Regions from separate parts of the Mus musculus genome. Here all the other regions are linked to region 3. The links are chromatin loops, found by intact Hi-C in ENCODE. Cell type or tissue: left cerebral cortex. All regions are shown on one strand. Region 1 overlaps Fggy (FGGY carbohydrate kinase domain containing). Region 2 overlaps Fggy (FGGY carbohydrate kinase domain containing). Region 3 holds the start of Jun (jun proto-oncogene). Region 4 holds the start of Mysm1 (myb-like, SWIRM and MPN domains 1). Region 5 has its middle 7.1 kb from the start of Gm12708. Region 6 overlaps Fggy (FGGY carbohydrate kinase domain containing). Region 7 overlaps Fggy (FGGY carbohydrate kinase domain containing).

The links. Hi-C counts contacts between places; a loop is a spot of excess contacts. Peaks named below come from ENCODE experiments on the same cell type or tissue, not always from the same donor. Only the 100,000 strongest peaks of a DNase experiment are listed, where the experiment ranks them.
Region 1: a loop joins it to region 3, with 2.3 times the contacts of the local background. A loop is called at or near these places in 11 of 42 quality-filtered maps.
Region 2: it touches region 3 in a loop (3-fold over the local background); 13 of 42 quality-filtered maps call a loop at or near these places.
Region 4: a loop joins it to region 3, with 5 times the contacts of the local background. A loop is called at or near these places in 3 of 42 quality-filtered maps.
Region 5: a loop joins it to region 3, with 2.2 times the contacts of the local background. A loop is called at or near these places in 2 of 42 quality-filtered maps.
Region 6: it touches region 3 in a loop (4-fold over the local background); 3 of 42 quality-filtered maps call a loop at or near these places.
Region 7: it touches region 3 in a loop (2.1-fold over the local background); 9 of 42 quality-filtered maps call a loop at or near these places.

Annotation. Positions count from the first base shown.
Region 1 is chr4:95,725,422-95,729,421 of GRCm38, reverse strand. All of the region lies in intron 6 of Fggy (FGGY carbohydrate kinase domain containing), which reads right to left. Among named protein-coding and RNA genes, the nearest start is that of Fggy, 170 kb to the right of the region's middle. In left cerebral cortex, no CTCF peak of the experiment used is centred here; no DNase peak of the experiment used is centred here.
Region 2 is chr4:95,731,964-95,735,963 of GRCm38, reverse strand. All of the region lies in intron 6 of Fggy (FGGY carbohydrate kinase domain containing), which reads right to left. Among named protein-coding and RNA genes, the nearest start is that of Fggy, 180 kb to the right of the region's middle. In left cerebral cortex, no CTCF peak of the experiment used is centred here; a DNase peak (open chromatin) is centred at 1,992.
Region 3 is chr4:95,051,367-95,055,366 of GRCm38, reverse strand. Jun (jun proto-oncogene) reads left to right here and starts at 3,145. Exons shown (of 1, transcript NM_010591.2): 1 at 3,145-4,000. It overlaps Junos (a long non-coding RNA gene), which reads right to left and starts at 3,050. Exons shown (of 5, transcript XR_867920.3): 1 at 2,985-3,050. In left cerebral cortex, a CTCF peak has its summit at 1,999; DNase peaks (open chromatin) are centred at 1,458, 2,043, 3,026, 3,597 and 1 more place; H3K4me3 peaks cover 2,565 bases; H3K27ac peaks cover 2,365 bases.
Region 4 is chr4:94,976,875-94,980,874 of GRCm38, reverse strand. Mysm1 (myb-like, SWIRM and MPN domains 1) reads left to right here and starts at 1,775. Exons shown (of 20, transcript NM_177239.3): 1 at 1,775-1,871. The coding sequence starts at 1,810. Gm12694 (a long non-coding RNA gene) reads right to left here and starts at 1,754. Exons shown (of 3, transcript XR_867913.3): 1 at 1,099-1,754; 2 at 54-217. In left cerebral cortex, a CTCF peak has its summit at 2,142; DNase peaks (open chromatin) are centred at 1,262 and 1,745; H3K4me3 peaks cover 2,118 bases; H3K27ac peaks cover 1,318 bases.
Region 5 is chr4:95,184,174-95,188,173 of GRCm38, reverse strand. No RefSeq gene overlaps it. Among named protein-coding and RNA genes, the nearest start is that of Gm12708, 7.1 kb to the left of the region's middle. In left cerebral cortex, no CTCF peak of the experiment used is centred here; DNase peaks (open chromatin) are centred at 2,164 and 2,494.
Region 6 is chr4:95,922,831-95,926,830 of GRCm38, reverse strand. It overlaps Fggy (FGGY carbohydrate kinase domain containing), which reads right to left. Exons shown (of 16, transcript NM_001113412.1): 15 at 3,845-3,906; 16 at 1-108. The coding sequence ends at 27. Among named protein-coding and RNA genes, the nearest start is that of Hook1, 43 kb to the left of the region's middle. In left cerebral cortex, CTCF peaks have their summits at 1,819 (motif pointing right) and 2,392 (motif pointing left); DNase peaks (open chromatin) are centred at 1,843 and 2,393.
Region 7 is chr4:95,741,734-95,745,733 of GRCm38, reverse strand. All of the region lies in intron 7 of Fggy (FGGY carbohydrate kinase domain containing), which reads right to left. Among named protein-coding and RNA genes, the nearest start is that of Fggy, 190 kb to the right of the region's middle. In left cerebral cortex, a CTCF peak has its summit at 2,492; a DNase peak (open chromatin) is centred at 2,537.

The sequences.
Region 1 (4,000 bases), 670 kb before region 3:
CTTTCTGCTATTGTTTTGAAAAGTGTATATTTCATCTTAGAAGTGCTCTTTTTAAAGCCCTACTCCTCACATTTTTGACAGGGAGCCAGAGTGCTATTAGGAAGAGTGTGATTTCAGCAGTCAGTTTGATCTGGCTTTGGTTGCATGCCTCGACTTTCAGAGCCTCAAGCCCTCTAAACTCAGATTCTTTGTAGATAAACATCATAAAATCCATCTATAAAGACCATTATCAAGATGCAAGCACACTGTCCCTACAGTGCTTGGATGCTTCTTGTGTCTGGTACTGAGATTACAGAGACCAAAGTGCCTATGCATCCCACAGGTTCTCTATCAAGAATGCAGATAGGACTGAAGAGAGGGTGGTGAGTGTGTGTGTGTGTGTGTGTGTGTGTGTGTGTGTGTGTGTGTGTGTGTTTCCTAGTATTCTTACAGATTTTACAAAGAAATGTCCAGTTTGTAAGGGGAGGGGGTGTATCTGAAACATTTCCTTTTCCTTAACCCTTATATGGAACGTATGCTGGAATTTTCCCTTGTCAAGTTTGTTTCAAGAATTCATGTGGTTATGAATTTCCACATTTCTATTTTCTATGCCGTTGTCCTGACAACCAACCATTTTACTGGACAGATGATGAAAAGAACACAACAAGGTGTCTTTCTTCAGTCAAGTCTAGTTGGCAAAACCCAACAGCAAGGAAAGAATGTTTGAAAGATGACAGGGTTTAGGTGTGATCTCCTTAAATAGAGGACAGATGTATGGATAAGTCTAGGGGACTCAGAGCACATGGGCACAAAGAGAAGCTGCTGTTACAGAACTTACTTGAATGTAACAGCTACCATGTTTCAAAAGCCAGGCTGTAAATAAACATTGAACCTAAAGCCAAGAGCAATGGGTTTTTCTTTCTGTTTGTTTGATGTATACTAGATTTCATCAGAATTCAGAAATATCTCAACTATATGAAGAAAGAAACTATGAATATAGCTTTTTAACTTTTCCTCCAGCAATGAGAATTCTTTTGCCATGAAATGAAAGGTTCTGGAGCCCAACAGCAATTCTGCTCTGCCTCAAGTAAAGAAGGAAATGCCCAAAGGCTGATTGATGTAGGCATTGTTCTTACACTCCAAGGATGCAGATTCATGGACTAAGATTCAGAGGTTTGATTCTAGAACCTGACCTGTGCCATCAGACCATCTACCTGGAGATTAAAGAAGGGATGACGCTTTGGGTTAAGGAGTATTCTCCCTCCAATACAGAGGGAGAGCTGGCCAAGTTGTCATTTAATCAAAATATTGGAGTCAAATCTGTGAATTCATGCAATTGTAATAGAAGATTCCAGAGTCATGCTGTGACTTTACAGCACTTAAACTCTACAGCTCTCGATTACCTGGGGTGGGGGTAGCATACACATTTTGGGGAAAATGGTCAACTGATAAAAAATGCAAAGTTCAAACTTTATAAATCTAATTTCTATGTTTTAAAAGTCTTATTCTTTGGACAGAGGATCTAGAAAAGTGAACAGATTTTAGTCAAAATGATAATTAGCTCAAAGCCCCAAAAAGAGTCCCTAGTCACCATGTCCAATTACCTAGGACACAAGAAGGGGCCCCCAGAGGAAGCTCTGAGCACAGCAAGAACCAGCTCTCCACTCCTACAGGAGTTAGTGTTCCGAAAGGCTAGAGAGAAGAAGACAAAGACAGAGAGAGGGCAGGAAAAGGGAGGAGAAGGGAGCTAAGTGTCACCTTTTGGGGTTGTTTCCAGAGATGGCATTTGGGTTACACATCCTCTGGGAGGTACTCAAAGTGGGACACCCATAGTAGTAGCCCACCAAGCCCTAGCATAAACAACAGAGCTGACTTTTAAAAGATAAATATGGAGAACATGAATTTGAAGGTAGTTAAGACTTAATTATAGGAACTACAAACACAAAGAGTAAAAAAAAAAAAAAAAAAAAAAAAAAATGCTGTCTCTTTACATTTCCCCTTCCCAGAGATAAATAGTAATGAAATTTGAGAAAGTATCACATGAGACTCCTCCACAATATTAAGATATGCCTTATTCAATTCCTTGTAGCAGAGTTAGTATGTTTATACAACCGTAAAGTCTGTGTTTTAAGCTCAACAGATGTCTTTCCTCATCAATGAGTATCATATTTTCTATTAGAGAATATATCATGATGTTATGGAGATGACTTGGTCAGAAAAGTGATTGCTGGGCAATCAGAAAGACTTGAGTTTGATCACTAACATCCAGATTTAAAAAAAAAAATAACCAACAAGGAGTAAAAGTGCACACATCTGTAATCTCAGCACTTCTTAACAGAGAACAGGAGAGCCTTGGGGCTTCTTGCCAGCCAGTCCAGCTGACTGGTGAGCTCCAGGTTCAGTTCAGCCAGAGACCCTGTCTCAAAAGCTAAGCTAGAGATTAAGAAGACATTGCTGGAGACCCCTGTTTTATACATGCATATGTGCATCCATATGTGCTTACATACCATATAAAAACATACATACAACACACACACACACATATGCACCTACACACAGAGGGGAAAATATACCACACTTTAAGATATGTCATATTATTTAACCATGTCTTAGAATTGAATATTTAACCCTTCTTTTTCTGTTTCAAAGCAATCCGGACTTAGCTTTATTTCAAAGTATACTGTAGGGGGACGGGGCTAATCTGACCATAAAAAAAAAAAAAAAAAAACAAAAAAACCTGTAATTTAGATCTTCAGTGACCTTCAAAGACTCATATACTTAGTCACCAGTCTCTGATGCTGTCAGAAAGTGGTGTAATATTTCTGAGTTGTTGCCCAATAGAAGGAAGTTAAGCTATCTAGGTATGGATATAAAGGTAATGGCCTCTTCCCCTCTCCCTTGGCATCCTAAATTAGCAGCTGTGTTACACCACACACTCCATACCCCAAAGCTTTATGTTGACATTTGGCGCAAAGCTATAGTAGTCAAGCAACCATGGACTGTCCTCTCTGAAACTGTGAGCCACATGAAATCTTTCTTCTTTTGGTTTATCTTAGGTGTGTTTTCTGTGGAACAGAAAGCTGACCCACACAGAGAGGAATAAACAAGGCTAAGAGATAAGGGGAGAGAGTTGTATGAGTGGCTAGTGAGAATTATTTATACTACTCAGCCTCCTGATTCAGGGAGGAATTGAGAAAGTTTTGGCCACACAATGTCTAGAAATTTGATCAAACAATATTTTGAGTATTTCTGTGAGAGACTTTTGGGGTGAGTCTTATGCTCACACCTGAGTAACATTCCTCAGCATTTTGCACACCTCTGGACTTGAACCACTGCTCTTCCTGTGCCTCACTTGAGTGTGCTGACCCTATATTGAAACTATAACATGGGCTCTCTTGTTCCTCAGAACTTTCGATGTGGGCCCTAAACCAGAAACTCTAGGGATTCCCTAGTTTCCAGAACTGGGTGAGATCATTTCTTATAATGAGTCCCCTTCTTTCTTGACACACTCTCACTCACCCTTGCCTCCGCCACACAGACCCTCCCCCTATGCCTCTTAGGGTGCTGTGATTAGCACAGAAATTGCAGGAAAGGCTGTGAGCTGGTTCAGATCAGGAATAGGCTAAGTTTAGCATGCAGGTTATGGACAGAATCTTACCGTTTGGCTCATCCACATTTTGTTCTCTTGATTTGTGACAACAATAAGTTTAATGAATCACTTGTAACATAGTGACTGGGAATTTGGATGGTCTGTATCTGACCTCCTCAGTGTAAAGAGGAACCTCACGGAGCCTTTCATAAGTTAGATGGGGGATCTGGCACCTTTTTCTGGCTTCCTCGGGTACCCGGCATGCATGTGGTGCACTGATATACATGCAGGTAAACCACTTATCCACATAAAATAAATAATTTAAAAAATGAAGAATGAAGCCTTTAGATCTGATCGGGCGAGAAGAAAGGGAGAAGATAAATGAAGTACAGGCTATGAGTACCTAAAAGGCAGCCATTAGAAGCTCAGTTC
Region 2 (4,000 bases), 680 kb before region 3:
CATCTACGTTTTCTCAGCCAGAAGCACCATAGAAAGACTAGGGCTGTTAGATGCAGCCTGATAACTTGCCCAAAAGTTTTTATTCACCAGAAAATTGAATAAGCCACAGCATTGTTCTTCCCAGAGCTAATCAAGATGTCCCTGACTCAGCATCTGCAATCTCTTCTATGCTTTGTCAAACCACTCTCTCATATGTTTCACAAACCAGATAAATACCATGCATAGAAGATGCTCCATACCGATTTTTACCTACCTTGTGCCAAGTTCTAGATGTTGGAAAGCAGCCCCTACGATTTTAAAAGATTCACACTGAAGTCTAAAACTAAGGGTTTGGGAAACTAAGATAGTAAACCATGGAGAAGATCTCAGAAAGGTGGAATGTGTGTGATGTGCTTAAAGAAATGAGGAGGGCTTCCTAGACTGACCTCAGAGAATGAATGACATCTTCAAGGTAAAGATAACACATAGGAAGTGCTTGGAATGACTTCCAAAGGTGAATAATAGATGCTATCATACTAGAATTAGAATGTTCCAGAAAGTAGCTCTATCAAAAGAAATGGTGGCTCACTGTAGGGAGCCTAGAGGGGCCAGGAGTTGACATAACTATTAAGCCTATTAGAATATAAGCACTGTGAGGGGTGGGGAACAGGGGGTGCCTATGAAAGGGGCAGCACATGGCTGGAGACAGCAAGTCTCTGAGAACCTGCCCATGCTTGACCCTTGGATTTGTCTTTTAAAAAATTTAAACCTACTGTGTGAGGAAAAGGAAACATTATTTTATCTTTCAAACACCCAAACAAGTGAAAAATGAAGGCTGTAGAATATTATGCAAAGGAATATGACTTGAATCTAAAAATAACAATGTTGATAGATGAATTTATAAAACTACATACCTAGGAGGTAAAACACACATACAAAACTTATGTTTCCAATGGGGGTGTGGGTGAATCTGTGCTCCTTACTTCCCTGTGCTCTCTTGTGTTTTACTTTGAACAAGTGTTTCTTATATAATAGTTTTAGAGGTGCTTCTCTTCTGGTTTGGTAAGAAAGGAAGAAAGAAAGAAAGAAAGAAAGAAAGAAAGAAAGAGAGAGAGAGAGAGAGAGAGAGAGAGAGAGAGAGAGAGAGAGAGAGAGAGAGAGAGGGAGGGAGGAGGAGTGGGGAGGGAGGGAGGGAAGGAGGAAGGAGGCAGGCAAGCAAGCAAACTAACAACAAATAAACAAACCATTTCATCTATTCTACAGAATCCTATATAGAAAATACTTGAGGAAGAATTAAGGTATGAATTTGGGAGAAAGACTGAGATAAAATATGGGACAAAGCCAGGATGTAGAATAGTGCTCTTAGGATCTCATATTTGTGATCCTTTTAAAGATTCTAAACATTCAAGTACATGAGCACATGTACTTCTAGAAGTTTCTAGAAAAATAAAAATTAAAAATTAAAAAAAAACCACTTGATTTCTGTAACAGTACAGATAGGATGTGCTGTGAAGTACTCTCCTGAACCATCTATGTCCTTCCAGATCATGACCTCGTGTGTTTGCTTAAAACAAACCAAATTGGCTTAAGTTTAAATAAAAACAAAATGAGAGCAAATTTCCTGCATCTTTTCCAAGTCCTGTTCCTCACGCTAAAGATAGGAGAGAAACCCATGGGCAATTCACCTACACTCTGATCTCTGGCTGTGTTACTTGTTCACCTTCAGATATCAGATGGCCCTGAGGATTCCTGGGCCCCATGAATTCCCATGTGAATGGACATATTTGGCCTGAGTGGTCCAAGCTGGAGCCTACAATTATCGGGTAGCTGCAGTCCCTCTTCACAAGCAGAGCTCCTATTACAACAAACCTTCCCCTACCAGTTTTTCAATTATCTATGACTAATGAGCACTCTGGGAACAGTTTCAGACACACACATAATCCTCTTTCCTGATGTCAGCAGCAGAAATTAATGACTATGTGGATTGCTGGGAGACAGAAGATGCATTATAATGGTCAACAGAACTGTTATCCTCTCCAGGAAGGGGGGGGAGGGTATTGAATTAACTGGAAGGTTCAGTGTTCCTTTGTATTCTGAGAGGGAGATGAAACACAGGGGGAGATCTGGCTCCAGGCCCACGGAAATGTCAGAGAGGTTTGGGCGTGGGTGGCATGCGACCCTGCTTCCTTATGCTTGCTGTGGAATGCTGGTACCAGCTCGGTTGGGCAAGGCTGACAGGCCAACCAGATTATGTCCAAGATTGTGCTAAAGGACACTTTGCCTTGCCAGTTGGAGAGAATGCTGGAATTATTTCAAACTCAAGTTACTTTCAATCTGATTTAAAAGTGGGTAACAAGACTGAGAACATACAATTCTCAATCACTATGCAGTATTCAGAGGCATTTCTTAAGTTTGGCGTTTCACACAGACATGACACATGCTTGAATGGTTCCAGAGAATGGTAAGGCCTATCCTGACTCAGATCACATGGGTAGGTCAGCTCTGAGGATTTTCTAGAAAACTGGGACAACTGATAGAAAATGGCTAAAAGGATTGTAGTAGTCTTGGCTCCTGAATTGGAGTTACACTTGTATTAAATGATTCATCCAAGTAGAGACTTCCTGAGAACCCAAAGCTAGTGTTCTTCTTCCACTCTTTAAGGACAGCATCTGATACACCTCCTAGAAATCATGTCATTGTGACTAGAAACTAAATTCCATTTCCATTACTGATTTCACATCAAATTGTATGATATTCATTATCACTTATTATAGAAACGGTGGGTGAATAGACATCTACTGTGTGCACACACTGTCCCAGAGTAGCACCTAGGTTAAGGATTAAGATAGAGGAGATCTTTCTAGCAGGTACTAGTTCTTTCTAATACCACTTCTGAATTACATCTGTTAGTTAACATGTCTTATAATTACTCCATAGTTTAGACAGTTTGATACACATGGAAGATCCCTGACTTTGTATTCTTACTTGGTATTAATATGCCTTATACTCCATATGCTTTAAATGTACTTTTAAATAACTCTTACATACCATATCCCTATATTTGGTTTTATACATCTCTTCCAGTAGAAAGATAATAGCTCACAGACTTTTCTCTCTACATCTTATTTCTTTCACTCCCAAGTATCTAAAACATACTTTTAAAAGTAATGTTTACTTTAGCAAAATTACACATTTTTGTTTATTTTTTAAGATCATAAGACATAGATCAATCACCTTGAACAAAAAGATTAAAGTTGCACACCTATATGTGCCCACCTTGTACAGAGTTTCAGTAGAAAGTAAACAAAACAGATGAACACTAAATTTGACTCTCAACCCTGGATATTACTGGGGGATAAATTAGTAAATTAGTAAAGAAACTAATATAATCCCACCAGTGATCCACTCTCATTTCTAACTCAGGACAATGACACACATCAAGAGCAATGTACATACCTAGAAAATGGCAGAAGGCATGCTGGCACAAAGACTCTTCCTATGGCAGCAAGAGACTACATATACCAGATTCTTGCAGAATACAGCTCTCAAGTCCTCCCAGCTGGACAAGCTGGTTCAAAGAAATCTAATTAGCAACTAGTTACTGCAGTAGGTCAGTGAGCTGAAGAGCAGTATGAACATCTTGTATTTCAACAACATAATTATTCAAGTCCATGAGCTGTTGGTAACTGTTCTTGGAACATTTCTGTTCGTATAACTTTCCGTCCTAATAACAAATCAATGAAATGCAAATTGTTTTAGAAAGCAATATATGTAGGTCCTATAACTTAGGGTTGAAGTATTAGAGTTTATTATTTCATAGAATAGAAACAAAACTACAAAAGAATTTCAAAATTTATTCATCTACCCAGGAAGGGAAGAGAGGGGTTACATTTGAGGATCAGATCAGGGTCAGGATTCAAAGGTCTGACTCCAAAGGCTGAAATTTTCCTAAATTACCATCGAATTTAGGAACTCGGGTAAGGTAAAGACTGCAAGGAATCGGAAAGCAAAGCCCCACTGA
Region 3 (4,000 bases):
ATCCTACACTTATTAAAGCCCAAACAAGGCTTTTGGTAAGTCTTTGGAAGACTGAGGCAAACCCACAGGGGCACAGAAAACAAACACCAAGCAGAACCAGGCTTTACTTGCAGAAGTGGACTGGCTGGGGAGAGGTCCTGAAAATACTCAAGTTCTATCATTTACTGGGATCTCTGTTCCTTCCCTCGCCAAGCAAACCTCTGTCTCCGCCCTATTATACATGTTGAATGGGGTGCAGGGTAGCTCTACCTCAGAGGAAGGCACACATTTGGACCTGATGTGGTCTCTATTCACTACCTCTCAAAGCCTGGATGTAAACTTTATGCTGTAACTGAAGGGTGTTTTCAGCTGATTCCTCTTTAGAAGGAAAGAATGCAGGAAGGACCCCTTTCAGACCCTCACTCTCAGGCATGGCCAAGTGACTGGCTTTTGACAGTGGCATGAGAAACGATGGGTGCCACTTCTAGGTCAATACTCTAAGAGCCAGTGTTTTGCTAAGTTCCCCCTTTAGTCAAAGCCGACAGGGCTCCCTGCATAGCCACAGTGGGCAAGTAATTGGAGGAAGCAAGAAACAAACATTCATCAGCCTTTGGGATGTTGGGTTCTTCTTTAGGGTGGCATACCCCAGCCCTTCCCAACTGAGCTTCCAGCACGATATGGCTAAAAAGAGCAGAAGCTGGGTTGTGGAGAAAAAAAAAAAAAACAAAAAACAAAAAAAAAAAAAAAAACCTTCTCCCAGGCAAAGAGGAAGTTTATGATCCAAGCAGCAGCATTAACAAGAGCAGGGATCTGTTTCGCCTTGGATGAAACTGCTATTTCTTTACCTAAGTAGGAAATCAGCCTCTTAAGCCACAGGAGGCAGAAGATGCACAGAACCCTTGGGCAAAAGATACATAATTACACGAGGGCCTAGATCTGGGAGTTTCTAAATACAGGAACAACAAAACAAAGTCTATGCCATCAGCACCAATTTCCGAGCAAATAACTAAGACTTTAAGGGAAAGTTTGCCAGAGTAGAAAAAAATACAAAGGGATGTAACACAGACCTGAGATCACTTTCCAGCTGTCTGTATACCCTGAGCAAGACGCATGGACTTTCTGGGATAGTTTCCTCCCATGTAAAGTCTAGGTAAAAATGTATGCTTCTTAAGATAACTGTGAGAAGAAAACAGCATACTTAAACTGCTTGGAGTAACTGGCAGATAGGTGGTGTTTAGTGGACGAAACTTATTTTATTACTGTTATCATAAATCATGTTAAGTATGAGCTCCTTGGCAAAAAAAAAAAAAAAAAAAAAAAAAAAAAAAATAGGGCTGCGGACAGAGGAACTCGGTTTCCATTTGGGGGAAGTAAATGGCTCTAGACTTCACAGAAACCCTGCTCTACCCTGCCCCCACCAAGGTCAGCGCTTGACTGGTAGCAGCCAGTTACCCTCTGCAGCCGGCAGTGAAAAAGAGCTGGCGGGTTTCCCACCGATACCAGCTGCTATTGGGTTCTGAATACTCAAAAGGCAAAATATCTTAAGGCTTCAGGGTACAAACCCTGAGCTGAGTTCTGAGGCAGCAAAGTCCAAATTAGAACCTTTCTAGGTCCAACTTCAAACTTCAAGTCCTAGGCTGAAGGGAGGCTTAAGGGAAGAGTTGGCTCCCGGTCCTTTTTCTATCTTGCTTACGGGCTCCTGCCAAATCTCAACCCAGGATCCTCCAAATCACCCCACCCCCACCCCACCGACGGCCCAGGGTAACTCCGAAGCTGGTAGGGAAGGGGGCTATTCTCAGAGTCAAAACTAATGCCTGGCAGCCCGGTGTAGTGGACCTCATTCGCTCTACTTCTAGATGAGACCAATAAAGCTCAGAGAAGTTCTGAGATTTGCCCTTATGCCCTGGGAGAACCAAGCTTGCCACCTCTTTAGTCCTGAGGGGTGGAGGGTGGAGGGCTGATAGCAGAACCTTAGAAAAGAAATAACTTACATGTGTCTAGCGCTTCCTAGAGGCCGCACAGGATATGACTCCACCAGTGAGCGGGGAGGGGAGTTTTCAGCCTGTTTCTACCAGGGACTCCTGCTTAAGCACCGTGACTTGGGGCGAGTCCGCAGCTCTCAAGGCTTGTTTTCCCAGAAGCAAATCAGGGAGGGAGGAAGGGCGGGCGCAGACTGAGTGTGCGCGGGACCGTGTGTATGTGCTAGCGCAGGCGATCGCCGAGGTTTCCTGAGTTTCGAACCTTTATATGTTGCTTTCGACACCCCATGGGCGCTGGGCTAGCATCTTTCACACCTAGAGGAGGGGTCCCTCGGAGGCAAAGCGAACACCCCTCCCCCGGCACGTCCAGAGAATAAAGTGTTGTGCCGGGGACCCTGATGAGTCGGTTCCGAACACCGCAAATCTCTGGTTTCCAGGTACAGCACACTGCGGCGCAGATCCTTCTCCGAAACTAAACTTCCAAGCATACTCATCTTGGAGGGCTACTCTCAAACCCGCTCAACTTCAACGCACTTACGTGCTCCCACACCCAGGGCGCACACAACCCTTTTAACCCGCATCGCTCTGTCCCCCGGAAGTGCGGGGGTGCGGAGCCAGCTTCAGTCACTCAGATCATTCAGCCCTTTCTCGGGCGTGCGTGCGTGTGTGTGTGTGTGTGTGTGCCCGCGCGCGGGCGCGCGCCTGTGTGCAACCTTCACTCCCACCCAAGCTCTCCGCCCCCGGCCACTAGCGCGCCTCCCCTGCTTTCTGGATCCCCGCGTCTCGGTCCCAGTCCCCAGCCCTGAACTTGAGCCCGCCTCCGACAGACTCCGCAAGGGTCCTGCCGACCGGCAGCCTCCGTCACTAGACAGCCAAACCAAGACGTCAGCCCACAATGCACCGGGCGGGCCGGGAAAGACGCGCCGGGGAGGGAACCCGGGAACACAAGCCGAAGCTGAGCGCGGGAGGGGGGGGGGGGAGGAGGAGAAAGAAGGGCCCAACTGTAGGAGCGCAGCGGAGCATTACCTCATCCCGTGAGCCTTCGCGGGCCCAGAGAAGAATCTTCTAGGGTGAGGTCTCCATGGCGACGGGTGGGCCCGCCCCCCTGAGAACGACGCAAGCCAATGGGAAAGCCTCGGGGTGACATCATGGGCTATTTTTAGGGATTGACTGGTAGCAGATAAGTGTTGAGCTCAGGCTGGATAAGGACTCAGAGTTGCACTGAGTGTGGCAGAGACAGCCTGGCAGGAGAGCGCTCAGGCAGACAGACAGACAGACGGACGGACTTGGCCAACCCGGTCGGCCGCGGACTCCGGACTGTTCATCCGTTTGTCTTCATTTTCTCACCAACTGCTTGGATCCAGCGCCCGCGGCTCCTGCACCGGTATTTTGGGGAGCATTTGGAGAGTCCCTTCTCCCGCCTTCCACGGAGAAGAAGCTCACAAGTCCGGGCGCTGCTGACAGCATCGAGAGCGGCTCCCGACCGCGCGAGGAAATAGGCGAGCGGCTACCGGCCAGCAACTTTCCTGACCCAGAGGACCGGTAACAAGTGGCCGGGAGCGAACTTTTGCAAATCTCTTCTGCGCCTTAAGGCTGCCACCGAGACTGTAAAGAAAAGGGAGAAGAGGAACCTATACTCATACCAGTTCGCACAGGCGGCTGAAGTTGGGCGAGCGCTAGCCGCGGCTGCCTAGCGTCCCCCTCCCCCTCACAGCGGAGGAGGGGACAGTTGTCGGAGGCCGGGCGGCAGAGCCCGATCGCGGGCTTCCACCGAGAATTCCGTGACGACTGGTCAGCACCGCCGGAGAGCCGCTGTTGCTGGGACTGGTCTGCGGGCTCCAAGGAACCGCTGCTCCCCGAGAGCGCTCCGTGAGTGACCGCGACTTTTCAAAGCTCGGCATCGCGCGGGAGCCTACCAACGTGAGTGCTAGCGGAGTCTTAACCCTGCGCTCCCTGGAGCGAACTGGGGAGGAGGGCTCAGGGGGAAGCACTGCCGTCTGGAGCGCACGCTCCTAAACAAACTTTGTTACAGAAGCGGGGAC
Region 4 (4,000 bases), 74 kb after region 3:
CCCTGGCCCTGCCTGAGTAATGGGTACTGCATTATTCCCTCTGGTAGTTTTACCTGGCTCTTGAGTTAGAGACTGGTGTTTCTATTTTGCATTTCCCGATTAAATCCAACAGGCACCTTTAAGTGCCTATGCTCTGTCAGGCAAGCTGTTAGCATTGATTACTAGATGAGTCCTCTGACAATGCGCAAACAAATAAACACCATGGTTCCAGGTTGCCCTGAAAAGTAAAACACACTATTCAGTTCCTAAAGCACGGGGCCCTCATTTTACAAAATTCTTCTGCCTCTCCTGCCATCACACTCTCAGGCTGAGGTGTGAAGTAAGCTCGTTTTATTGTTTCGTTCACTTATTATGGGGTCCGCATAGATCCAACATAACTCATACATCAAGTGAATGATGTATTGTATTCAAGCTGCTACTGATCGACCAAGGCCGGAGAACATAGAACAGAGTCCGGAGAGTGACTTTTTAGGGGAATTACATAGCATATTTAAAGGATGAAACCATAAAGTAAGGGAGGGCAAGCAGGGTAGGCTGTAGCTTCGGCCAATCATATTTTGACCATAAAGGGTTGAGCATGCGAATTTCCACCAATCAGAATAGGAGCTGGTTCCTGGGCCTGGGAACAAGAACTTAGTTTGACCCTACAGCAAGCTGGAGAGTGTCCTTGAGATGGCTGGACTCAAACTGCTGTCTCCTTACAACTTTCCCTGAGATGACTGGACGCAGACAATTGTCTCCTTCTAAGTTGTCTCTGAGATGGCTGGGCTCAAATAGCTGTCTCCTTACAACAGAAGCTCCCCCAGGGCCTGGGACCTTGAATTTAGTTTACCCCTATGATTAAATGAAGCCTGAAAACGACATGGTAGTACTTAAAAAAAAAAAAAAGAACAAGTTTATTTTGCGGGGCGTGGTGGCGCATGCCTTTAATCCCAGCACTTGGGAGGCAGAGGCAGGTGGATTTCTGAGTTCAAGGCCAGCCTGGTCAACAGAGTGAGTTCCAGAACAGCCAGGGCTATACAGAGAAACCCTATTTCAAAAAATCAAAACAAAACAACAACAAATCAGGTTTATTTTGCTGGTTCCCAATACACTTACCTGTCCAACACAGCTTCTACTACGTGAGACACTGTGCTGAACGCAGGCAGTGTAAGGACTACCAGACAGGTTTTATCCTTAAAGAAGTCACAGTCTGATCGAGAAGACAATGAGTCATGGATTCTAACTGTATGAGAGACAGATTTGAGGGCAGAAAAATGCAGAAGCAAGACTCTGATTTCTTGGAAAACCGTTAAGTTCTTTGCTTCACAGATTCCCAGCAATGATTTGTATGTATATGGCAAACACTCAGGGCAGAGTTTAAAAGATCAATCTACCAAGCTCTCTGTTTGAACAATCACGTCAGTTTTCTGAGTCTATTTACTTATCCATAAAATAAAATCCGTGAAACCTGCATCCATTCCACTGGGTCATTCTAATAATTCACGGTGGCGGGCGGGGCGGGTAGGCGCGCGCGCGCGTGTGTGTGTGTGCGAAAATGAACCAGAGACAATGGATGCCACAAAGCAGGGTCTCTCGCCTGAATGGAAAAAGATCTGCTGTGAGTTAGCCCACGTAAGACGTGAGAGAAGTGAGATAACCCATGCGGTCCTTGGGGAAGCAGCTTTCACGCAGTCTCCTGGTCTTACTCGCCGGAGTTCCCCGGAAGTGCGCCACGCCAAGGCCCCGCCTCCGGCCCTGGGCCCGCCCCCGGTCCCGCCCCGCCGCATCTCGCGGGATCTCGCGAGTACGCCTGCGTCAGGTGCAGTCATGGAGGCGGAGGAGGCGGATGTGGATGTGGAAGGAGATGTTGCGGCGGCTGCACAGCCGGGGTGAGGCGCGGAGCGGGGTCCTGCGGGCCGGGCTGTGCTAGGCAAGGGTCGGAGGATGCGGTTGGCCGAGGGTCCGTGTGGACGGCGTCGGGACCCGGGGTGCTCCCAGCCGGAAGTCGGCCGGGTCCGGGAGTGGACCCGGTGCCCCAGGTTGCACTGTTTATCTCCACTTTCTGGGCTGCGATGGACAGTGTTTAATTCGGATTCCTACCTGCATTCGCGCTGTCTCAGGCGCCTCACAGCATCTTGAACACTGGCGTCTAATTTAGTCCTGCGCCCGCTAGCGACCTGGTCCAGTCGTTTGATTCCTCCTTCTCAGAGCAAGTTGTTGAAAACTTGGGGGAAAGGCAGCTTACCCTAAAGGATCCAGATTTTAGAGTTGGACAAGTCATGTTTGCCTTTTGCTTTTGCTCTTCCTGTTTACTGTCACTCTGACCGTGATCAAGGCATTTGAGGCATTTCCAAGCAAGGCTCCGCTTGCTTGGAAACCAAGAATCACTTGTCGATCTTACTGTTGTAAGCATCGAATGAAATAATTCTGAGAGATGTTTTAGCATATGGAGAATGCTCGGCAGATGTTTTCTTTGCTGTGTTAGGATAATGTAGTGAAGACCCAGTTAGGGGTGTCATGCCAGTGCCTGCAAGGACGGGCAGTGTGATTTTAAACTGAACCTGATTTGACACGTGCCTTTAGGAGGACGCGGTATCCCTCCTTTTAAGTAATGGGGGCCAGATAGGACCTCCTGTAGAAGCCAGGTACATTACTTGTAACTTGTCAGCGACTTCGTTAGAATTCTGCTGAAGTACATACTATTACTAGTACTGCTCCATTTTCAGCCCATATAGTTCATTTGACAGGAGGGCTGCTCCACTGTAGACTGCCAGTCCTCCTCTATAAGGCACCAGAATAAGAAGCATTTTAAAATAGCCAGTGAGTTCTTAAAATGTGATGAAAATGAGGGGTAGTTAACTTCACATAAATATTTTCTCAAAAGTTCAAAAGTTACGTGGATAGCCTGAGATAGCAATAACTCTACACCAGTGTGATATATCAGACTTGAGCAAGTGCTTGTGATGTTTGAGAATCGGTGACCTCAGTGGGCGAGGGCAGTTTGGAGTTCATAAAGGAATTCACCTGGTGTTCAGTGACCGTCACCTGAAAGCATTGGCTCTGTGCCTCTCTCAAGGGTTCGTTTTAACTTTCCTGGTTGTGTTTAGTTTTTCATCCCTTTTTCTTGTACCATTTTCTTGACACTTGAGACTACTGGTGGCATGTTGTAATGTTAACCTCGTATGTTAGGTCTCAAAGGAGAGACAAATGATTACCTGAGGTGCTGTATTACAGTGGAACTGGCCTCCAGGTTCTTAAAGCATCCTTCAGTCTTGCCTGTTGCAGGGTATGGCTGGCATACCCTGCCTCCTACCCTATTTTCTTTAGCCCTGAAGTTAGTCTGCCCTTCCCCCAGCTGCCCTTCTCTATATAATTCAGCCATTTTGGCTATCTGGCCCTTTTGGTCTGTCCTTTACTCTATTGGCCTGTCTCTTGGCCCAGGCAGCCTCTCTCTGTTGCAGCTTCTCTCTGCATTCTCTTTACATGGCCCAGTTCAGGGTCATATTCTCTCTGGATGTTCCCCACCATTGCATATGCTCTCCCTTTTATCTACAATGAACTTTCTTCTCCGCCATACTTAGGAGCAGTCATGTCCTGTCTTTTCTTTCCTTCCCTTCCCTTCCCTTTCCCCTTTTCCCCTCTTCCCCTTTTTCTTTTCCCTTCCCTTCTCCTCCACTCCCCTTCCTCTTCCTCTCCTCCTTCCCTCCATCCCTCTCTCTCCTTTCTTCCTTTCTTTCTTTCTTTCTTTCTTTCTTTCTTTCTTTCTTTCTTTCTTTCTTTCTTTCTTTCTATGCAGCATGCAAGCAGGATTAGGAGGGTCCTCATGTCAGCCACTGCTTCTGGAGCATCACTGACATTATGTGGAATGGTGCCCTGTAATGCTGGAGTTTGAATCATGTTGAGTTTAGTGTGCCGAGTGCCCCTTGAGGTATTTTGTGTTACAGGGGACAGTAGCATTTAAGGAACTCTTGAAGATTAGTTTGAAACATACCAGTTTTAAGCATTTACTGAAAGCTAG
Region 5 (4,000 bases), 130 kb before region 3:
CAGCAGCCCAGCCTTCCTACTTTCACATCTTTGTTGCTGGATATACTTAGATAGGTGAGCAATAGCAAGAGATGAGGTGCATTCATTTGGAAAAGAAAACTAGGTCTGACCTAGTTGACTCTTCCGGTCTCAATCTTCAACTCACTGTTCTTTAGATCCCTTCCTATTTAGAAGGGAGGCATGCATGAGTGAGTGGATAAGTGAGTGAATGTTTAATCTTTGCTGGTCCAACTTCTGCACTCTAATTCCTGAGGTCAAGAGACAGAACCCAACTGGTTCTGAATCCAGAAGAAAAATTAATCAGACAGGAAAACTGCAGATAAATTTAGACAAAAAAATTTTGGGGAAACTGAGATGGGGTGAAGACAGCATTTGGAATCTCGATTCACCAGAGAAGTATTCAGACACATTACAAGGTAACATGTGTGGCCCCTACGATCATTTCACGATGAGAGTAAGAACTTGTGTTTCAGTAGCAATTACTCTGGTCCAGGTACCCGGCCAACCATATTTACACAGACTCATTCATGTTTGTGTGTCCCTGGAAGGTAGGTGCCTAGGTCAGGAAGAGAAAGGTCATGATGCAAAGACAAATGAACAGAAATGGCTCATTTACATACAGCTCCTTGCTTGCTCATGCTGTACGTTCACCTTTCACTGCTGTGGGGGGAAGCTTCGGTGATCTCCAAGATTAAGAAGCCTAGGAGATCTTAAAGTCTAAGAGGGAAAGGAAGATGGATGCAGGAGCCTGGAAAGCAGGAGATGGTCAAAGAGCCAATCCAGTGAGCTTTGAAAGATAGGACCAAGGGTCAGGGAATGGGACCTTGTTATTTGAGACATCATGGGTGGAATGAAGCTTTCCAAGATATAACCCAGGTGTGGCTCTGAGTGTGGGTGGATGAATCTCTGTAAAGGTAAAAATCCCCAGAGCCGGGGTCAAAGAGCACCAGATGGAGTGATGCTGGTCTTCCTGGGACAACAGGGATCTGGGGGAAGGTGTAACAATCCTGTGTTTAAGTGAATTACAGCTTCCTGGGGTATACATTTTAACAGAAGAGTTTGGAGAGAGTGATTTTTTTTTATGTTCAAACAGAGATATATACAATAAAAGACCCCAAGGAAATGTGTGTGTGCATGTGTGTGTAGGCCTACCTTCCTTCACAGTGGACGGCTTGAAAAGCAGTCATTATGGAAAAGGTACATAAAGTTACACATGACAGCTACCAAGAGGGACAGAAACACAAGTTGGAACTTCTTTCCATTTCTATTCAGTAATAATAATCTCAGAAGTTCCCTGGGGCTCCTTGATCTGTTGTGCTCCCAAGACGACACTTTGAGAAGCTGTGTCCACTCTCTCGTGCCTCATAACAGACATACACAGTATATATTCAGGACCCGGTGGACAGCTGCACTTTCTACATATGCCTGCTGGATAGCTGGTGTGTGTGTGTATGTGTGTGTGTGTCTGTCTGTCTGTCTGTCTGTGTGACTGTATGTGTGACTGTATGTGTGTCTGTCTGTGTGTGTGTCTATGTGTGTTTCTGTGTGTTTCTCTGTGTTGTGAGACTGTGTGTGTGCCTGTGTGTATATGTGTGTGTCTCTGTCTGTGTATGTCTGTGTGCGTGTATATTCAACGTCCACAGAGAGGCATTCAGTGATGGGGTTGAGGGTGGGTATATGTGCTACAATCCACAACTTCCACAGGGTGTGCTGGAACATGGAGCATAGAATAGGGCCACCTAGGGCAGGCACGCTGTAGAGTTCATGTTGCTGGGTACTGGTGAGGAAGACAATGGAAACAGCAGTTCCCAGAAAAAGTGAAGAATGGAGGCTCCCTGGAGGCCTTTCAGAAGTTCTGAAGTTGGGTGGTCTCCCTTTCACCTCCAGGATCGTCCTAGGGGACAAGGGAAGCAATATGATAGGAAAAGATACTTGACTACAGGTGGCAGAGCTTGAAGCTTCTCAGGGAACATAAAGAGAGAGGTATACAATGAGCCAGATTAGATATTTGCCTCCAAGGAGCTGTCCTCGAAGCTTAAATTCATAGGTAATCAAAATGGTTGAAGTTTTGTCCCTAAGTGAGATCTGTCCACCATCGCCTGCCAGTGAGCGTGTGGGCCACCTCCACTCCCCAGCCTCCATCCCCCTAGTTTGTGGTCCAGTTTAATTAAGAGCTCTGCCAGTCCATTAGTCTCAATCACCTCTCTAATTGGGCACCAGCTGTGTTTGCTCTTGACAAGGACTCCTTTATGGAACTTCTAAAATGCATTACATGAAAAGAGAGAGAGAAAAAAAACCCTAACAGTTTCTGGGTTATACGGTCATAAAACCCGAAATATTTGTTTTCTACACAAACGAAAAGTGCATCTCTCCCTCCCCACCTCCCTCCCCACTCGTCTATCCCAGAAAATATCCTTTGAAAAGCTGGAAGGGAGGGAATTGAGTAACACATTCCCCATTTGTTCGGGTTCTGAATATGAACGTTGATTGTGGTTTTGCATAATCACAGGTGTCAGTGCATAAAGACACGAGACGTTTCCTGGCAGAAATGCGAGACTGGAGAAATTGAGCCATGAATGGCCCCATTTATAGATACTTACCCTTGATTGACAGAATGACGATTAGGAGTGAATATTAGCAGCGCTCTTTGAATGGGCTTCACCTCGTGCCAAGCACTTGACATGGATTATCTACTTTACATCTGGCAAGAGACTGAGGTGCGTTCTCCTTCCCCCCCATTTTCACAGATCAGGGAAATGAGCCCCAGAAAGGTGGTGCAATTCATGTTCAAGATCACACAGCTCACCATTGGTTGGCCTCGCACCAAAATTCCTTTCTGCTTCTCTTCACCTAAACCAAAGTATTAGTGGATGGAGCCAACTTGCTCTGTTGCAACAACTACAGTGTCAACAGTGACCCCCTCATAGTGGTCCAGAGTTCATAGCCATAAGCTCTTCTACAATTGCTGTCCCATATGATAGGACAGCCTTGTGAGACAAACAAGCAATTACCATAATCTTTATCCCAAAGGAGGGATGGAGGTAAAAGGCAGGACTGTTTACCTGAGTGTGTATCAGCAGTAGACAGGAGTAAACCTTCCAACTCTACTGTAAACCCAAAACATGCCTTCCTCCTCTTCCTACCCTCTCATGTACAGACCCACTCATTCATCCAGACAATCATGTTATATTCTGTTTCCCTAACCTTAATATTTATGCATCTATTCAGGACCCTGCCTTGGAATGTGACCTTCACACAACAGGAAATTATCCTTTTGTTAATTGCATTTCCAAGCCCCTAGATAATACCTAGAACTTAGGTGTGCTTAACTGATACTGTTGCTGAATTCATTCAAACAAATGCTAATTTATCTACTCAATAAGTACTGACTGAGCACCCCCTGTGTGTTAAGTACATCAAAGTCTCAGGGATGCTGCGGTGACCTAGGCTGGTCTGGTAACCACCGCCACAGAATGTCCATGCCAAAAGAAGGAATGAGGATTGACAGACCAGTTCAGAAGACCCTTGCTGACTAGGAGGTGTGGCATGTGGGGCTTAACAGGGTAATAGGGCAGAAGGTCTTATCTCAGAACTGTTCACATATGTGAACTGACTTCACAGCACACAAGAAATTTCCAACTCATCTGGGCTTTGACAACTTAGTTACAGTACACTTGAATGCAAGGCTTGGGTGTGTGTATGGGGCCATCCTGAGGAGGAAGCTCCTGAGTGTCCTGAAGGACTCACAGGAAAACAGTGGAATGTTCCAGGCCCCTGGAAAAGCAGATGGCAAAAGACCAGCTGGCACAGTGCACGGGTGGCTGAACCCAACGTGCGGGGTGGCAAGAAGGAAAAAGAAGGAGAGATGACTGTGGCCCATGTCCAAAAGTACTATGTTGGGATGGTTAGATTTACATGCCAACTTGGCTAGGCTGTCTTACCCAGGTACTCAGAAACATGAAGCTAGGTGAGGCGGCAAAGGCTTTTGTAAACACAGTCA
Region 6 (4,000 bases), 870 kb before region 3:
CACAGCGTCTGTACGGACAGGTATGTTCAGCTTCCATTCATGATTGCTGAATACTCCTTCTGGTGCTCAACCATTCTCAGAAACACTTGATATTTCTTGTCATAATATCTGGGGGGTACAAAAAGGAACACATTAAACACTGGCAAAACAAAGCTGTTGTGTGCCTTCCCCCTAATTTAGAAGGATGGGAATGTATCTGTTATGTTCAGACGGAAATCTAAGTTTTTAGTGTATGAAGCAAAGGGGTTATTATGCTTCATATCTATTGTGTATAAATGACATGCAGTTCTGCAAGATGCATGCTTGACATGTAGGTGTTTTATCAGCAAGGTGCATCCAAAGTGGAATAGCCTGAAGTGTAGCTGAGGTGGGATTCGTGCTTAGAAAGCAGTGGCTTCTGAGCCTCCCCTGCATGTACTGAATGGCTCAGGCTTAGCACAGACCCCTTCTGATCCCAAGCTTAAATACATCTGTCTGGCGTGACTAGCCACAGGTGAAAACAGCACCTTGGCCAGATTTAAGAATGAGCACTTTAATCCCCTTTGTGATTTCCACATATCAGTGACTTTGGCAGACAGCCTTATCCAGGTGTTTGGCTTATCCAACGGTTTATCTAGGGTAAACTCTGTAGAAACGAGACCAACATCTCCCTGCACCTGGCTCTACCCTCAGTGTCTGGTAGTGACCCTGCTAACCAGCCTTCTCCATCAGACTCTTTAGGTGAGACCTGTTAGAACCACTCTTGGCTGTAAGACTGGGTCTGCTTAGGCATCACCATGCCACAAGGATAGCAATAGTACGGAGCATCATAACTTTTAAAACTCTGTCTTTACTCTCTTTAATGGGGTGGATGAATCCAATTCAACATTATTTGGTAGACTCTGGAATGTTCTGACAATGACCCTTATAAGGGATGTTAACCATTGTGAATTGGGATGGGGAATAAGAGTATGAGAAAATCTGGGAGTGCACAGAAATTTGTGCTTGTTCCATATTTCAACCTTAAGCATTCTAGAAGAGTGATGTCGGAACTGTGATGGGGCCAAACCATGGCTGAGAAGGGGATTTGAGGCCAGGACTTGAATTACACAACCCATGCCTACAAAACCCATCTATGCATAAATTTCCTCACCTGCAAATCGAGATAGTTACAGGATATACTGCAGAAATGTTGTGAGGATTAAGCAATATGTGAAATGAATGAGAACAATGACTGATTCAAATAAATAATGTAAGTATGAGTTATTGCTTTGAAATAATCCATATTCTACTATTATACTCAATCTACGATTGTGAGATGCTGCTAAACCCCGCTCCAAAGAATTCAATTCTCAGTCAGAGAATGGCTTTTAGAAATATTTTCTGCTTCTAATGATATTCTATGACAATACAAGGCGGTGCAATTCTTCTGTGGGGTGAGATGGGTTTCTAACTTTGTTATCGCAAAACTCTTAAAGGGGGCTTTGCTCAGCAGCCTCTCTCACACAGCAAGGATTTTAAGGTAACAATTCTACTGAAACTCCATTCATTGGAATACCATTTGTCTTCTTGCAAATGTCTTTTTTCACTCAACAGGAACCCACGATTCACCCTTTCCAGGTTGAATAATTGGAATCATTGTAACAATTTGCTTACTGAACTACAGTTACTTTATTAGACATTAAATTCACATACAGCCAGCCAGCTGAGTTATCTCCTAAATTCCCCTCCTCTCAAACAATTGATTGTCTGTGGCTCGGGACCAAGAAAATATAAAGTTAATGAGATTTGAAGCCAAGAGACAGGAAGAGGAAATGGGGTCTGGCTTTCTAGTTGCAATCTTTGTGCTGCCTGCAGATGGCGGCACAGCACTGTGCATTTGCTTCATGGAAACCCTGCCAGCTGCCATCAAGACACCACAGTCTTCAAAGAAAGCATGAGCTGAAGGGATCTGCAACCCTATAAGTGGGACAACAATATGAACTAACCAGTACCCCGGAGCTCGTGTCTCTAGCGGCATATGTAGCAGAAGATGGCCTAGTCGGCCATCATTGGGAAGAGAGGCCCCTTGGTCTTGCAAACTTTATGTGCCTCAGTATAGGGGAACTCCAGGGCCAAGAAGTGGGAGTGGGTGAGTAGGGGAGCAGGGCAGGGGAGGGTATAGGGGACTTTAGGAATAGCATTTGAAATGTAAATGGAGAAAATATCTAATAAAAATCTATAATTTAAATTAAAAAATAATAATTACCCCTGGCAGGGGGGTGGGGGAGAAAGCACATGGATTTTTTTTTTTTCTGAGAATGAACTTAAAAACACTTCCCTGAAAAGTCTTGAGAAGGTCACAAAAGAGATGAAGGGGAATAAACTGCTTCTCCTTTCAAACAAACGGCATAGTTCAGGCACCCTCTAGTGGACACCCTCCACAGCTTCTCCATTCACTGGGAGGGGCATCTCTGTTGCTGGGTTGAGTTTCCTATACCCATGCTGCTCCTCTGAGCTAGGCAGTCAGAGAGGGCTTCACATGCAGGGTCTTTAATAGCCTGATTCCATTTGGAGACAATAAAATGAGTCTAGACTGTCATTTTAGTAAGCATTTCAAGTTCTCAAATAATGGACCTTTGAGACATATAAGGAAAGTGACATGGTAAGACTTTAAGTTTTAACACCAAGTGCTTTCCTCCGGGACTTGCTCCTTCATCTTCAGTGATTTCATAGTGACCCTGATTGCTAATGTGGGCTGCTCCAAAAGCCTTCGATAGAGCCTCCTGACTTCTAGCCTTAGCTCTCACGAACCAATTCTGTATGACTAAACTTTCAAACTGTCCATTTGATCAGGTCTCATCACTGCTTAAAACTCTGACCCCAGGGGTCTTTGGCATGGCTCCAGGGGCTTCATGGGCTGACTTCTGCCTGCCTCACTTCCTCATCTCACCTTGTGTTCTGATTGTAGTGATCTCAGTATAAAAGCTGACCCTTTGCATAGATTATTTCCTCTACCAAGAATGTTCTTCTCTACTTTGGCCTGTTTGGAAATGACTTTTAAACATTTAAAGTCAGCGGAGACATGGTCTTCCTCTAAAATTTTCCTTTCTCCATGCATGGTCCCAGTTATTCCTTCTTCCGGTTATGTTGTTGCCTGCTGGCATTTCTATGGAAGAATTTATTCATGTTAACTTAAAATCATCTCTCTGTATAAATCTAGTAGTGCCTCATCGCTCTCTGCATCCTTCCCAGAGCTCAGTTCATGCTTTAAATATAGCAAGCACTCAATAGATAAATAAATAAATAAATATTTTTGTTGACTTGGCATTTAAACATGGGGGATTTTCTAGCCTTCAGTGCCAAGAAATATATAAAGGGTAGGAGAATGCCAGCTGGTCCTTTGATGTGAACATAAAAGATTCCCATACTTTAGCATAGAGAAAAACAGATTTCTTCCTATGATTCAGGATGAAAATATTAGTCTGAGAATTTGGAAGTTTGTATGTGACTCCAGCTCTGACCAGCTAAGCTTTGGATCTTGATAAACCAAAGTTCTCATATTGGGAGGAATTCCTTCAACCTCTAAGTCAGTGATTCCCAACTGGTGGGTTGCAACCCCTTTGGCAAACCATCTCCCCAAATATTTACTGTAATGAATTGTAATATTCATAACAGTAGCAAAATTACAGCTATGAAGTAGCAATGAAGTAATGTTGTGGTTGGGGGTCACCACGACAGGAGGAACTGGCCGCAGCTTTAGGAAGGCTGGGAACCGCTGGTCTAAGTGAAAGAAGAGCCAGGGTTGATCCAAGGTCCATCCCAGAGCAAGAGCTGCCCCTCCTCCCATGCACTCTCAGTCTCTGGCAGCTTCATACAGACTTACTTTTTATCAGCATGTTCCGGAAACACGACTTTCCCCACTTTGCTCATCCTTGCCATTGCCTCCTGGTAAACGGAAATAACAAAGAATGCTGGGTAAAGAAGGAGACCATGGACCTTACAGGAAATGGATAGAACCAGGAAAGGCCATATTGAGTGG
Region 7 (4,000 bases), 690 kb before region 3:
ATCAAGGACCCTGAAACCAGGTAAGCAATCAAGGACCCTGAAACCAAGTGACCTGGACGAGGAACTGTCAGTCACCAAGGTTAATTTCCTCCATTATGGTCAGTTAGTGCAATAGCCCACTCCATCCCCCTTGCTTTGTGTTTCTATCTCATACAAATGTTATAAATCTTCCTTTGAGGATGCCATTCATATCCCTAACTGGCTGCCTCCCTGAGCATTCAGAAAATAAAGCTTTTATTTTTTTATTTATTTTTATTTTGAAGCTTCCATATCTGAAGTGAATTTTCTAGGCTTCCACCCCAAACCCAACAACATTAGTAAAACCATTTTTTTTTTTTGGCTTACTTAGAGAAATAAGCTGAACTGATAATGGGACACATTATCCTTGTGGATACTTGGAGACAGAGCAAGGCTTCTTAGACACAGTGCTGGTGAACTCTACAGCTGGGAGAGACTGCACTGTGTGGGTTGCACTGTGGCTGGTAACATCTATGGTTTCAATTTGCTACAGACTAGTGATCATTCTGCCTCCTTGGGTATTTCCAGATCCTACTAGGTGGACCATGGGTGCCTAAAGTCAGCCCCCATTTAAGATCAAGTATCCTAGAGAAAATAATGTGAACCACGGACTCAATCTCAAGTACAAAGCTCGGGAAGATACTAGTTATGTGATTTTCGAAGTCTTGCTTTGTGCCTTACAACATGGGAACTAATCTTTACCTAATAGAATTGCTGTAAACAGGTGAAAAGTATGTGAAGCAACAGGCAGAGCCCTGGAGCCTTAGAAGATGGGTAGGAAATGGCCATGTATGGTGGTTCTTATCGAAGATGCCAATATTATTGGTGTATTACTAGAAAAAGCATAACTAAAGTTTAAAAGTGAATGAACAAATGCATTCTACTTCCCACGTCGTGATAATGGCATGGCCTGCTGGGAGTGCAGTTCAAGCTATCACTTGTCCAGGGATCCTTCTGTAATTTCCTGTCTCAATTTTGAGAGCATTTCATGTTTTACCAAAGCCTTCCACACTTAGCACAAATAACTGTAATTATAGCACTTACTTGCCAGTGCACTAGGCTGCAATTTCCCAAAACTCTTCTGCTCCCTCACATTCACCTCCCGTCTCCACCAGCTCAGAAAGCTGCTTATCAGTGGATACTCACTGGAAGGCTTTTCTCAAGATCTGTTACTTAGGTAGATAATCTAGGGGACAAATTCAAAAGTAGAAGAGCCACAAAGTCATCGGGCCCTCATTCTATATCACTCAGTGATAAGTATGAGCTATGGGATCTGACTAGACAGGCTTACTCACAGGCCTCCACCTCACCGCGTAGTTTCTGACAAACTCAGAATACCAGCCAGTGTTGCCTCACTTGACAAATGCAGGGGGAGAGCAGGATGTGCAGAGCTGTTTTCTGAACTTCATGTGAGATTACAAGTCACGTCTGTTCATAACTCAACTCTGAGACTCAGGTGCTCCCATGGCCAAATAAGGGGTGGCACATCTGCTCTGTTCAACTACAAAGTTGCTCTGAGGAGTAACTGGGCAGAAATGTGCTTCTCCAGTCTAAAGTTTAGAAATGTAACAGACCATTGCTAATAACAATGCTTGCTATAAAATCACCTCATCTTATACACATCTGTGTATAATAATTATAAGTAAACACTCCCCAAATCACATTATTGAAACCTGCTGCTTCCCCACCCTCTCTCCCAGAATACAGAAAATGGTGAGATAGTAACTGGCATGGTTTGTCACTAAAACAACTGTGATTTGTCCTAGCAAGGCAAGAACCAGAAGTTCTTTCCCTAAGACTGGCTAAATAAATTCCTCTGCCATTAGAAAAACAAACAAACAAACAAACAAACAAGAAAATGCAAAATCCTTATTTTGTTTCAACACAACTCAGAAGAGCAGTTTAAGCGAATGCAACATCTGACAGAAAATCCAATGTTGAGAATCAAAGACCTGTGTTCAACCTAGCAAAAATGTATGATTTTGACCAGAGCATGTTAATATGAGCGTAACCAGAAATTATGGAGATTCTGATACATTTAGGTGTAGATGAAGAATTGCTGGGACCCAATGCTTCTTCCTGAAGTACTGAACCAAGTACAGCTAGTATGAAAGGACAGCGGCCTCAGCTGAAGTGAGTGTCCACTGGTAAGGGAATGCCATTCTTTCATTCACCCAGTCACTAACTGTGACACCAGCTACTCAGGATGAAATGACTGTGCTATAAGAACCTACACATGAGTAAATAAGATGATACTGACATACAAACCAGCAAACATAACAACAAGAACACAGACAAAAGAAAGAGAGTCAGGGAGCCAGGGAAGGTTTCTATAAGAAGATGGCAGCATCTTCAAGCTTCGATGGAGAGTCAGAAGTCTGTGTGATAGGCAGGACCCACTGAAAGGAGTGGGGCCTGAGAGAGAAATGAAGTTGTTATTTTCTTTCAGGACAGTTGGGGCGCTGGAGCCAAGAACAGACCTGGAACAAAGTTAATGCTATTTTTACAAGCTAGAAAAATACCAGCAGCAGGAGTCCTGGCCGAACCACCCCCACAAAGTGCAAACAAAACCCCTCCTATCTGCTGCCTGTCTGCCGGAGAACTCTCTAACCAGTCCTTTCAGAACAAAATGTTCTTTTATCTTTGATTTTTTTTTCATTCCCACAAAGTCCTTCCTCCTCTCTTTCCAGAGCTGGAAAACACATGAATTGAGCTGTGTTGCTCTTTGATCTTTATCTTCCCCTCCCAGGCTGTCTTTGGGAATGAGAGTCTATGGGATATTTCTGCTGAGAGTTGACCCCTCCTCCTGGTCAGAATATGGGGTCCATAGCTGGTCAGGTCAGGCAAGCATATGACAGCCCATGGTTGTCAAGGCAGCTTTGTGAGAGGCCTGCATGGCATCCCATTACAAAGTTAGGCTCTTATATTGACATTTGGGGGTCTCAGCACTAAATTCATCCAACCAGTACTTATGGCTGTTTCTGGAAACCTATACAACTGAGAGTACTGAATTCCACATTCTCTTAGAGGACACGAGAAAGACAAAACCAGGGCACCTGGGGAGACAGAGCGAGTTGCATCTTTAGATTCTTCTTTTCTGCCTGACTATCTCCCGGACAGGAAGTGGAAGTTCTGTTGAGAGATATTTCACACCTGGGAGGGAACTTCATAAACAAATTACGTAAAAAAAATTGTGGGTGAATGTCTTTCATCCACAAATGAAAGGCATTCATCCACTAAGGTCTTCCCTTTCTAATAGGTATTTAGATTCTGGGGTGAGAAAACCAAAAAGAAAGGCTTCATTATTGGGTGCCTAGTATGTGGCAGACCAGTATACCAACAACTTCCTTTAAGGGGCGTATGTATGTATGTGTGCATGTGTGCGTGTGTGTATGTGTAATGTATATATCATCAGTTTTCACAGAAAAAAGAGATGAGCCATTGATAATCTTTTCCATCAAAGAATAAAAGTTTAAGAGGTAGCCCATTTGTAGGTAGAACAAGAATTTACTCTGGTCAGAAACCTGCTATCTCAAATCAATACTATGAAGCTACATAAACACAAAGCAGGAAGGAACAAGACAAATCTCTCACACTTGTGTGTTTGCTCACTGCTGATCATCTCCAGGTCCACACCCAGAACAGACAGGTCTGCACATGTTGGATTGTTATCTTTATTGTATCTATGGTCAAATGGTCTTCTCAGGTCTCTCAGGCTTTTGCTTTCCTCTGCAACCCAACATGACAGGTGGATAATGAGTGCAAGTTTTGCATCTGGGCCTCTCTACCTTCCCAGATACTCTAATCCTGAGCTGGCTGCAAGGTGATGATGGGACAAGAGACGGGAAAAGAAGGTATAAGGATAAAAGTTGTCCAGAATTGTCAGTAATGAGAATCCCTTCAGTCAACCTCTCCAGTCAGCACAGACCCGAGTTCTGTCCTTTAAGAACCTAGGACTTTACTCTTATCTTTGAACTTCACA